Regions from separate parts of the Homo sapiens genome. Here region 2 is linked to region 1. A link is an interaction called in ENCODE POLR2A ChIA-PET data of the cell type or tissue named here. Cell type or tissue: OCI-LY7. All regions are shown on one strand. Each heading gives the region's core, and the rest is flanking DNA. Links, peaks and the distances in the headings are about the cores only.

Region 1 (8,852 bases), core at 709-3,208:
GCCACCGCACCCGGCCAAGGCCCACTTCTTAAGGAATTAGAGGACACATTTAAGATGACCACAGGTCACATGAGTGGTTCTTTAGCTCTGAAGTCTCAGAAGTGCTTTCTGAAGGGGGGCTACTGAGCACCACAGAACCTGGCCTTCCATCTGCCCTGGGCTCACAGCCTCACCTGGGGAGCAGGCGGCCCTTCTCTGTACCTGGCGTGAGGTCTCCTGGCCACGGACGTTGTTGGCGTCACACCTGTGGCACCTGAGGTGAATTGTTCAGATGGAAACGGCACCATCAGGCAACTGGCAACAGAAGCCTAAAGCCCTGGGTGCCTCAGGTCAGAGGAAGGAAGGAATGCAAGGGCCCCGCTCCCCCCAATGCCAGGAGCGTGTGTTCACAGCTTTAGACAGGACAACCCACTGCAAATCCAAAGCAGAAAACATGGTCCAACTCCATCTCTGTGGCACCTTCATAGATGGTGCCCACCTGCCTTGGCAGTGATGACCGACACTGCGAACGCTGTGCTGGCAGTGTGTTTAAGGGCTTTAACTGAATCATCTCGATGGAGCTGAAATCCAGCCCCATTTTACAGAAGAGAAAACTGAGGCTTAGAGAGATCAGGTGTCAAGTTCTATGCCAAGCACAGGGAAGCAAAAACAGGACACACTCAACATAAGGTGGCCCCAGGAATCAGTGGCCAGGACACGGGAGGTGTGCTGAGCGCAGATGGGCAGATGCAAGCTGAGGTGGCCTGTTGGAGGGTCCTGGACCTTCCAGAAAAGAGGACATCAGCTGCTCAGGGAGGGAAGGTTTGAGATGGATTCTGGCTGGTGTGGATCAGCCCATGGTGTGTTTGCAGGCAGGGACACCTTGAACAGACATGGGCTGAGGGGAGTTTGTGTGGAGCGTGGCCAGTGAAGGCTGGGCTGGCCGGCAGGGTCCGCTGGTCATGGGAGGCCTGGCCTGCAGCAGCAGGGCCCATCAAAGACATGGGGATGGATGGCTGATGGACAAGATGGCTGATGGACAGCGTTTTAGAAGGTCGCAGGCTTGTTTAGGCTGAGGCCAGGGAGGGTTAGGGTCCTCAGGGAAGGAGAGTAAGCTAGGGGAGCCTCCTGCATAGAAGACTTCCTACCTGAGGCCGTCCCCTAGGAGTTCAGCCACCCCGTGGAGAGCCTGGCGCTGACTGTGGAAGAGGTGATGGACGTGCGCCGTGTGCTGGTGAAGGCCGAGATGGAAAAGTTTTTGCAGAACAAGGAGCTCTTCAGCAGTCTGAAGAAGGGGAAGGTGAGGCTGCCTAGACGTGGGGCTACGCTCTTGCCCGCTGGGTCAGGGGCGGGTGCCGAGAGGGCCAGTTCCCAGGACTGTTTGCTCATGATCTGGTTGGGAGCCCTGAGGGGGTAGCAGGGACAGGGCGGGACCCCAGGGAGCTTTGGACAAAGCGGGGCTCTAACCAGTCTCTCCTGACAGATTTGCTGCTGCTGCCGGGCCAAGTTCCCGCTGTTCTCGTGGCCGCCCAGCTGTCTCTTCTGCAAGAGGTGAGCCTTCCCTTTAGCTGTCAGTTCACAAGGGAAGGAGGAGGCGAGAAACCTCGGGGCAGTACCGCCCACAGAACTTCCTGTGATTCCAGGAATGTTCTAGCATGTTCGATGGCTGATGAGTCCACAAGATATGGTTAGTACGAATGAGGAGTTAAATTTTAAATTGTATTTAAATTAAATTAAATTTAAATAGCTAAGCAACTCCCAGTTTCAGCCAAGATGGGGTAATAGGCATCTTCCACAGCCAAGAACAAACAGGATGTGAAACAATGGTTTTCAAGACAGCAGGCAACAAAAAGGAAACACAACGGGGCAAGCCTGCCATCACCACAGTCATTGCCTGGAGAGTTTCTAGGTCATGAGCCACAGCTGCCGGACTCCCCAGATGGAGGAGGTCAGGCTGAGAATCCAGGGAGACCACAGCAGCTCGAGTCCGCCGTGTAGAACTCCAGAGGAGAGGGCTGCGCCGAGAAAGCCTCAGAGAAGGTCCCCCTCTCTGAAGGAAATGACTGAAGGCTGCAGAACATTTATCCTAAAGCAGAGATTGGCAGACTATAGCCACGGGCCAAATCTGGTCCTCGGCCTGTTTTGCAAGTAAAATCTCACTGGACACAGCCACACCCATTTATTACTCGCTCAGCCACGCCTAAAAGGTTTATTCTCTGGCCCTTTACACAAAAAATTTACCTTCCCTTGTTCTAAAGATCTGAAGGGACGGTGCTCAGGGGCAGGAATGAGTAACATCGGTTTCCACCGGCCACAGGCAGAAATGTCATAATTCACAGGGCACTAACTGGAATGCACACAAAGGACTCGCCTCACTAACGTGGAGTAAGTAGCCCAAAGTGATTGTTGCTCTAGGCCTGACTGATACATCATAAAAGCAAGACCTGAAAGGATCAAACTGTTCACAAGTATCTTAACTGATTCTGAGAACAAAGCTCAAGAATAAGAATTTTTTAAACATCAACAAAAAAACAAACCAGTACTCAGCAAGATAAAATGTGTGGCATGCAAAAAACAAGACAAAATTAATTACAATGTATTGTGGGTTTTGTAACACGTGTGTAAGTAGTGTTGATAACAGCAGTTAGCATGAAGGTCAGGGAGAGGGGAAAATTGGAAGTATACTTTTTTTCCTTTTTTTTTTTTTTTTTTTTGAGAAGGAGTCTCGCTCTGGCGCCCAGGCTGGAGTGCAGTGGCACGATCTTGGCTCACTGTAAGCTCCGCCTCCTGAGTTCCCACCATTCTCCTGCCTCAGCTTCCCGAGTAGCTGGGTCTACAGGCACCTGCTACCACTCCCAGCTAATTTTTTGTATTTTTAGTAGAGATGGGGTTTCACCATGTTAGCCAGGATGGTCTCGATCCCCTGACCTCAGGATCTGCCCACCTCTGCCTCCCAAAGTGTTGGGATTACAGGCGTAAGCCACCGCGCCTGGCCAGAAGTATACTATTTTAAGGTTCACTATGGTAAGGTGAATCACTATGATAAGGTATAGTAAGGTATTATACACGCTATACAAATATTACTTAAAGGTAGACTGTGATAAGTTAAAGATGTATACCATAAGTCCTAAAGCAACCACTAAAATAAAACAGTTACAGCTAATAAGCCAACAAAGGAGATAAGATGGGACCATAAACAGTAATTAATCCAAAAAAAGGTAGGAAAAGAAGGAGAACAAACAAATGAGTCAAAAACAAAACAAATAGCAAATGACAGCCTTAAACACAACTGTATCTCGCATCACATTAACTGTAAGTCATCCACACGACCCAAGTAAAAGTTAGAATTTCCCAGACTGAATAAAAAAGTAAGGCTGGGCCGGGCGCGGTGGCTCACACCTTGATCCCAGCACTTTGGGAGGCCAACGCTGGCAGATCACGAGGTCGGGAGATCGAGACCATCCTGGCTAACACGATGAAACCCTGTCTCTACTAAAAATACAAAAAATTAGCTGGGCGTGGTGGCGGGTGCCTGTAGTCCCAGCTACTCGGGAGGCTGAGGCAGGAGAACTGCTTGAACCTGTGAGGTGGAGGGTGCAGTGAGCCGAGATCGCGCCACTGCACTCCAGACTGGGCAACAGAGGGAGACTGTCTCAAAAAAAAAAAAAAAAAAAAAAGGTAAGGCTGGATATGGTGGATATGGTAGCTCATGCCTATAATCCCAGCACTTTGGGAGGCTGAGGTGGGAGGATCACTTGAGCCAAGGAGGTCAAGGCTGCAGTGAGCTATGACGGTGTCACTGCACTCCAGCCTGGGTGACAGAGCAAGACCTGTCTGGGAAAAAAAAATCACCTAATTTTATCTGTAAAATTATGTATATTTCTGTTGATATATGCTTGGAAAAGCCTGGAGGATGGAAACCATTACTAGCAGGGATCACTTCTGAGCATGTGGTGTCTACATTTTAATTCTCTCATGTTTGAATTTTTTTTTTTTATTTTTTTGAGATAGAGTTTCACTCTTGTTGCCCAGTCGGAAGTGCAATGCCGCGATCTCAGCTCACTGCAACCTCTGCCTCCCAGGTTCAAGTGATTCTCCTGCCTCAGCCTCCTGAGTAGCTGGCATTACAGGCATGTGCCACCACACTTGCTAATTTCGTATTTTTAGTAGAGATGGGGTTTCTCCATGTTGGTCAGGTTGATCTCCAACTCCCGACCTCAGGTGATCGCCCACCTTGGCCTCCCAAAGTGCTGGGATTACAGCGGTGAGCCACCACGCCCAGCCTTGAATTTTTTTTTTTTTCTTTTTTCTTTTTTGAGATGGAATCTCACTCTGTCACCCAGGCTGGAGTGCAGTGGCACAATCTCGGCTCACTGCAAGCTCCACCTCCCGGGTTCACGCCATTCTCCTGCCTCAGCCTCCCGAGTAGCTGGAACTACAGGTGCCCGCCACCAGGCCTGGCTAATTTGTTTGCATTTCTAGTAGAGACGGGGTTTCACCATGTTAGCCAGGATGGTCTCGATCTCCTGACCTCGTGATCTGCCCATCTCGGTCTCCCAAAGTGCTGGGATTACAGGCTTGAGCCACCGCGCCCAGCCTTGAATTTTTTATAAGAAGGTATTTATTTTTGAAATCAGATATGGGAATTAAAACAAAATTGAATCACTGTTTAAAACTGAGCATCTCAGTTGAGGCCCCTCTAGCTTCCATGGTGCTTTTATGGTGAGTAGTGTCAGGTACACACCAATGTCTACACGTCTTCTTAGAAGGAATCTTAGATGTCTTTCCAAGACAGTGTGCAAGTTTTTTTTTTGTTTTTTGTTGTTGTTGTTGTTTGCTTTTTGTTTTTTTTGAGACAGAGTCTCTCTCTGTCACCCAGGCTGCGGTGCAGTGCCATGATCTCGGCTCACTGCAACTTCCGCCTCCTGGGTTCAAGCAATTCTCTGCCTCAGCCTCCCGAGTAGCTGGGATTACAGGTGCCCGCCACCATGCCCGGCTAATTTTTTGTATTTTTAGTAGAGACGGGGTTTCACCATCTTGGCCAGGCCGATGTTGAACACCTGACCTCGTGATCCACCTGCCTTGGCCTCCCAAAGTGCTGGGATTACAGGCGTGAGGCATCGCGCCTGGCCGACAGTGTGCAGTTTTTAAAGACCCTTGTAGGTTTTTGTTTTTAAACTTTCCAAAAGTATGTGACCCATCATGGCTTGGTTCAGAAAGACCCATCATGCCTTGGTTCAGAAACAAAAATCTGCTTAAGAGGGACTTTTACCACCATTTTTTTTTTTTTTTGAGACAGAGTTTCGCTCAGTCCCCCAGGCTGGAGTGCAGTGGCGTGATCTCAGCTCACTGCAACCTCCACTTCCCAGGTTCATGCCATTCTCCTATCTCAGCCCCCCAAGTAGCTGTGATTACAGGTGCCTGCTGCCACGCCCAACTCATTTTTGTATTTTTAGTAGAAACGAGGTTTCACCTTGTTGGTCAGGCTTGTCTCAAACCCCTGACCTCAGGTGATCCACTTGCCTTGGCCTCCCAAAGTGCTGGGATTACAGGCGTAAGCTACCACATCTGGCCCACCACCACTATGTTTAAACCTTACTCTATATCCTACCACTTGGCAATAGAAAACTTGGCAGGAGAAAACTCCTGGAGCCATCCTTCCTGAGAGAATGCCAAGGAGCACATATATTTTGGGTGGATACCTAAGTATAAAGAAAAGCAAGATTTTGGAGTAAAATAAAGTACTGAAGTAACCAAGCATCAGGCAGAAGGCAAGGATGGTTTGACCTCGGATGCGTGGAGGCCGGGATGCGACTGTTTCTCAGCTGTTTGTGGGCTTCCTCCCTGCTGATGCTGCATTTCCTCTGTTCCCTTCCAGAGCCGTCTGCACTTCCTGTAGCATAAAGGTGAGGACCATGTGGGATCTCTGGGGTCTGAGCAAGGCAGATGAGGGGCTCCACTGGCTTTGATTGGATGTGTTGGATGATGCTGCCTCACCAGGCACCTCATCCATTTCCTTTCAGGCAGAATCCATTCCTATACTTTCCAAGATAGTGTGCAGTTTTTAAAGACCCTTACAGGTTTTTGTTTTTAAACATTGCACGTTAGTAGCCTCGTGCCAAAAAACCCTTCACTTCCCCTCTAAAAGTCCTACCTTCTTACATTCTATAACTTTTTGGGTGTTTTAGGAGGGGCTTCTTATTGCAGTTGAGGTGTGTGCTTATGTGCAGGTGCACAGAGGTAAAGGGATCCTAACATTTAAAAGTATGTCAGCTGGGCACGGTGGCTCACACCTGTAATCCCAGCATTTTGGGAGGCCAGTGAGGCTGGCGGACCACTTGAGACCAGCCTGGCCAACATGGTGAAACCCCATCTCTACTAAAAATACAAAAAAATTAGCTGGGCATGGTGGCACGCACCTGTAATCCTAGCTACTCAGGAGGCTGAGGCATGAGAATTACTTGAACCCGGGAGGTGGAGGCCACAGTGAGCTATGATTGTGCCACTGCACTACAGCCTGGGTGACAGAGACTCCGTCTCAAAAAGACAAAATACAAATAAAAGTATGTCACCAGCCAGGCGCGGTGGCTCATGCCTGCAGTTCCTGCACTTTGGGAGGCTGAGGTGGGAGGATCTCTTGAGCCCAGCAAATTCAAGGCTGCAGTGAGTATGGCTGTGCCTCTGTACTCCAGCCTGGGCAATAGAGCAAGATCTGTGTCTTAAAAAAAAAAAAAAAAAAAAAAATATATATATATATATATATATGTTACCCCTCAGGCCTCAGTTCAGAAGCAAAACTCTGCTTAAGGAGTACTCTTACTACCACTATTTTTAAATCTTACTCTACATCCTGCCACTTGGCAATGGAAAAACTTCCACCTCATCCATGTTAAATGTTGATTATGTGCAGGGTAAGGTGGCAGGTCCCGTATAGTATAAAAAGGGAAAGTTCTTGCCCTCTAAGGAGCCCCTGTCCAGATGAGCAGGAAACGTGGCAGGTCCCGCATGGTATAAAAAGGGACGGTTCTTGCGCTCTAAGAAGCCCCTGTCCAGATGTGCAGCAAGCAGGAACCCCGTGCCAGTCTTCAGCCAAAAGGCACAGAGGAGACATCGGAGAGCACAGGGACAGAGAATATTCTCCAGGAAGCCCTGGCTGCCACGCAGGTCCCAGACTGGGGAGGGAGGTCCCCTAGCACTGAGTGTACCTGAATGTCTCTGGTGGTGCCTGGTTCATACCTCCTCCCTCTGTGCTGCAGATGAAGATGCCTTCTAAGAAATTTGGACACATCCCTGTCTACACACTGGGCTTTGAGAGTCCTCAGAGGGTATCAGCTGCCAAAACCGCGCCAATCCAGAGAAGAGACATCTTTCAGTGCGTTCTTCGCCTTGCTGCTGATGTCACTGTGGTGGTCGGGCGTGAAGAGGAACTTGGGAGCTGGGGTGGAGGGGGCTGGCTTTGTCTGTTTGCTAGGACACCCCAAGGAAATGGAAATGCAAGGCAGAGACGGATCGTTGTGTAGGGCTCTGGGAGGCTGAGCAGTATGAGATGGAAACTGGACTTGGGTGGTCAGGGAACAGTCTGCTGAGATGAACACTGCTAGCTGTGTTTGTTGCCTGAGGGCCAAGGGGAGGCCTAGGGTGAAAGGCAGCCAGGAGGGGGCTGTGGCATGCACAAGCAGGGAGGGGGGTGTGGCACCCTGGCTGGCTCCTCTCCCTGAGTGCCCTCTCCCACTTCCCAGGTCTCTGCAAGGGCCACAGTGGCAGAGCGTGGAGGAGGCGTTCCCCCACATCTACTCCCACGGCTGTGTCCTGAAGGATGTCTGCAGTGAGTGCACCAGCTTTGTGGCAGACGTGGTGCGTTCCAGCCGCAAGAGCGTGGACGTCCTCAACACTACGCCACGACGCAGTCGCCAGACCCAATCCCTCTACATCCCTAACACCAGGACTCTTGACTTCAAGTGACAGCCCCAGGTGGCCAGGCCTCCAGGAGGCACCAGGCAGGCCCTGTATCAGGCTAGGACGCTCTGAGCTGTGCATGTACATATATACATATATAGATACATTTATAATATATACACACAGTCTATATATTTATATACACTGTTTCCTGGCCCCAGAGCTCATTTGGGTTCAGGCGCACTTCAAAACCCTCCCTGGGGGAGGCTGTTTCTTCTCAGGATTCCTTGCCAGGGAGGAAGGGGAGGGAACAGGGTGGGTTTTCTCACTGAAGAGAGAAAGCAGAAGGTTCTAGATCCTGGCACAGACTGCATCCCATGTTCCCATGCTCTTCTCCGTCCCCAGGAATGCGAACGGCAGTTTCCCTTCCCCAGTGGACGTCTAGGTGGGGACAGGGTATCTTGGCTCCCAGCTGGACCAGAGTGCCCTGCTTGCCTCTGCTCTCCCTTTGTGGGGACTCAGGCAGCAGAGGCATCTGGGAAGTCTCTGAGTAGGCAGGGTCCTCCTGGGAGGCACCCCCACCTGTTTGAAAGGTCTGGCCAGGCGTGGTGGTTCAGGCCTGTAATTCCAGCACTTTGGGAGGCCGAGGAGGGAGGATCACCTGAGGTCAGGAGTTTGAGACCAGCCTGGCCAACATGATGAAATGTTGTCTCTACTGAAAATGCAAAAATTAGCCAGGTATAGTGGCAGGAACCTGTAATCCCAGCTACAGGGGAGGCTGAGGCAGGAGAATCGCTTGAACCCGGGAGGTGTAGGTTGCAGTGAGCCGAGATTGCACCACTGCACTCCAGCCTGGGCGACAGAGCGAGACTCTGTCTCGAAAAAAAAAAAGGTCCGTGCCAAGCTGCTCCCTGCCCTTGCCCTTTCCCTTTCCCTGGGGTCCAAACCACATGTGTCCTGCCTCTCCTGGCCCTACC
Region 2 (2,500 bases), core at 1-2,500, 53 kb before region 1:
GGCAGATCACGAGGTCAGGAGATCGAGACCATCCTGGCTAACACGGTGAAACCCCGTCTCTGCTAAAAAATACAAAAAATTAGCTGGGCGTGGTGGCAGTCACCTGTAGTCCCAGCTACTCGGGAGGCTGAGGCAGGAGAATGGCGTGAACCTGGGAGGTGGGGCTTGCAGTGAGCCAAGATCACGCCACTGCACTCCAGCCTGTGCGACAGAGCGAGACTTCGTCTCAAAAAAAAAAAAAAAAGACCAGCCTGGGCAACAAGGCGAGACCCTGTCTCTGGAAAAAAAAATTACATACATTTTTTTTTAATAGTTTACTATACTACCCTGGAAAATTCTCCATACTAATATACCCAAGGCTAAACGTGTTTTTCAATATATTCTAGTCTAATAAATATTACTAATGATAGGTGAATAGGGACAAAAAATGGCAATTGAAGGTACTTCTTTCCAATCCACAGATGATTTCTAAACCCTTTTTCATCCACTCTCTGTAATTAATGAGAAGCTTGGAGAATTCCCAAGAAAACCCAGGTACTCTGTTGCCTCCATCCAGATCAACAGAACATTGCCTGGAACACTGGAGAGTCAGATTTGCAATCTCAAATTTACCTGTATTTTCCATAATTCTTGACAGAAGGAAAGACGGGAGAACATACTGTGTGCCAATAAATACTGAGCAAACTCTAACAGGGAAGACAGCTTCTTCTGAAAAGAGAGATTACATTTTTTAAAAAACAAATTACCTGAAACAATACTAAAGCTATGTCCTATTTTCCCAACCAGCTTAAAAGTAACAACGGGCAGGTTTCCTCATCTTTGCTGGTGTCTTACTCTCTGCTCCACAGTCAGCAGCACAGGGTGACTGGTCTCCGCTGGAGCCGTGCAGATCTGTCCCACGCTAGAGGCAACCATCCCGGCTGAGAGAATACCCACGGGAACCCCCAGCCTTGAGGCTTGATCCTGCAAAGCAGAGCCTTAAACACAAAACAAAACCATAGCTTTCTCTTAACACATGAGACAAAATCTAAAACCAAAGACTTGCTGTTTAAAATGCCTTATTTTAAGATGCAGCACAAAAAAAATTGCCTTTTAAACGGGGAGAATAGATGCAAAGGGAAAAACATGAGATAAAAATGAGAATTTGATGATCCAAGCAGCTCACAATAAAACTGGTGGCAACACCTGAACCCAGAGTTATACATTGGTATTTGTTACGTTTCCCATGACACAAAAGGAGCAAGATAAAGAAATATATTCTGACCAAGAACTTTATCATCTTTTTACAAAGGAGCACAATAAATTGAGAACTGCAGCAGGCTCTTTCAATTACATTGTTTTTCTAATTACTTCAGAGATAAGCCTGCCCCTGTTGACTCACATTGATGGTTGTGATAAAATTAGGCAGGGATTTCCCAACATTCTGCCATGCACCTGGTGGGCAGGTGCAGTCACAGCTGTGCTCAGTCCGCAGGCCACCAAGTGGAACCTCACTAACAGCCTGCAGGCAGCCACCATTCTCCTGAGCAACCAGCCACTGGTCTGCATTCAATAAAGTGAGAAACGGTGGGCAACCTGGAAGCAGGCAATGCCAAGAAATCATTTTCTAATTTATTTGTCTTCCAAAATTAATTTTTTTTTGTTTTATTTTTTTGCAATGGTGTCTTACACTGCCGCCTGGACTGAAGTGCAACGGCGCCATCTCAGCTCACTGCAACCTCCGCCTCTCAGGTTCAAGCGATTCTCCTGCCTCAGCCTCCCAAGTAGCTGGGATTACAGGCACGCGTCACTACGCCCAGTTAATTTTTTGTATTTTTAGTAGAGATGGGGTTTCACTATGTTGGCTAGGCTCGTCTCCAATTCCCAACCTCATTAATCCGCCCGCCTCGGCCTCCCATACTGCTGGGATTACAGGTGTGAGCCACCACGTGAGCCAAAATTAATTGTTTAAAGAAACCGGGCCGGGCACGGTGGCTCACGCCTGTAATCCCAGCACTTTGGGAGGCCGAGGCGGGCGGATTACAAGGTCAGGAGATCGAGACCATCCTGGCTAACACGGTGAAACCCTGTCTCTACTAAAGACACAAAAACAAAATTAGCCAGGTTTGGTGACGGGAGCCTGTAGTCCCAGCTACTCAGGAGGCTGAGGCGAAGAATGGCGTGAACCCAGGAGGCGGAGTTTGCAGTGAGCCGAGATCACGCCACTACACTGCAGTCTGGGCGACAGAGCCAGACTTCATCTCAAAAAAACAAAACAAAAAAAAACTGGAGGCCAGGCTCAGTGGGTCCCTCCTGTAATCCCAGCACTTTGGGAGGCCGAGGCGGGTGGATCACCTGAGGTCGGGAGTTTGAGACCAGCCTGACCAACATGGTGAAACCCTATCTCTACTAAAAATACAAAATTAGCCAGGCGTGGTGGTGCATGCCTGTAATACCAGCTACTCAGGAGGCTGAGGCAGGAGAATCACTTTAACTAGGGAGGCAGAGGTTGCGGTGAGTC

The links. ChIA-PET counts read pairs that join two places held together with the same protein. Peaks named below come from ENCODE experiments on the same cell type or tissue, not always from the same donor. Only the 100,000 strongest peaks of a DNase experiment are listed, where the experiment ranks them.
Region 2: POLR2A ChIA-PET joins it to region 1 with 6 read pairs; 23 of 35 experiments call an interaction of 5 or more read pairs at or near these places.

The regions. Positions count from the first base shown.
Region 1 is chr16:89,862,332-89,871,183 of GRCh38, forward strand. SPIRE2 (spire type actin nucleation factor 2) reads left to right here. Exons shown (of 15, transcript NM_032451.2): 11 at 1,145-1,279; 12 at 1,463-1,530; 13 at 5,858-5,885; 14 at 7,236-7,351; 15 at 7,719-8,852. The coding sequence ends at 7,941. It overlaps LOC112268179 (a long non-coding RNA gene), which reads right to left. Exons shown (of 2, transcript XR_002957933.2): 2 at 8,046-8,852. Among named protein-coding and RNA genes, the nearest start is that of TCF25, 6.8 kb to the right of the region's middle. RefSeq lists enhancers at 1,929-2,008, 2,069-2,158. In OCI-LY7, for the core only: no CTCF peak of the experiment used is centred there; a DNase peak (open chromatin) is centred at 1,820; H3K4me3 peaks cover 1,506 bases; H3K27ac peaks cover 1,564 bases.
Region 2 is chr16:89,810,095-89,812,594 of GRCh38, forward strand. FANCA (FA complementation group A) reads right to left here. Exons shown (of 43, transcript NM_000135.4): 4 at 835-977; 5 at 613-708. Among named protein-coding and RNA genes, the nearest start is that of FANCA, 5.3 kb to the right of the region's middle. In OCI-LY7, for the core only: no CTCF peak of the experiment used is centred there; DNase peaks (open chromatin) are centred at 907 and 1,467; H3K4me3 peaks cover 2,123 bases; H3K27ac peaks cover 2,271 bases.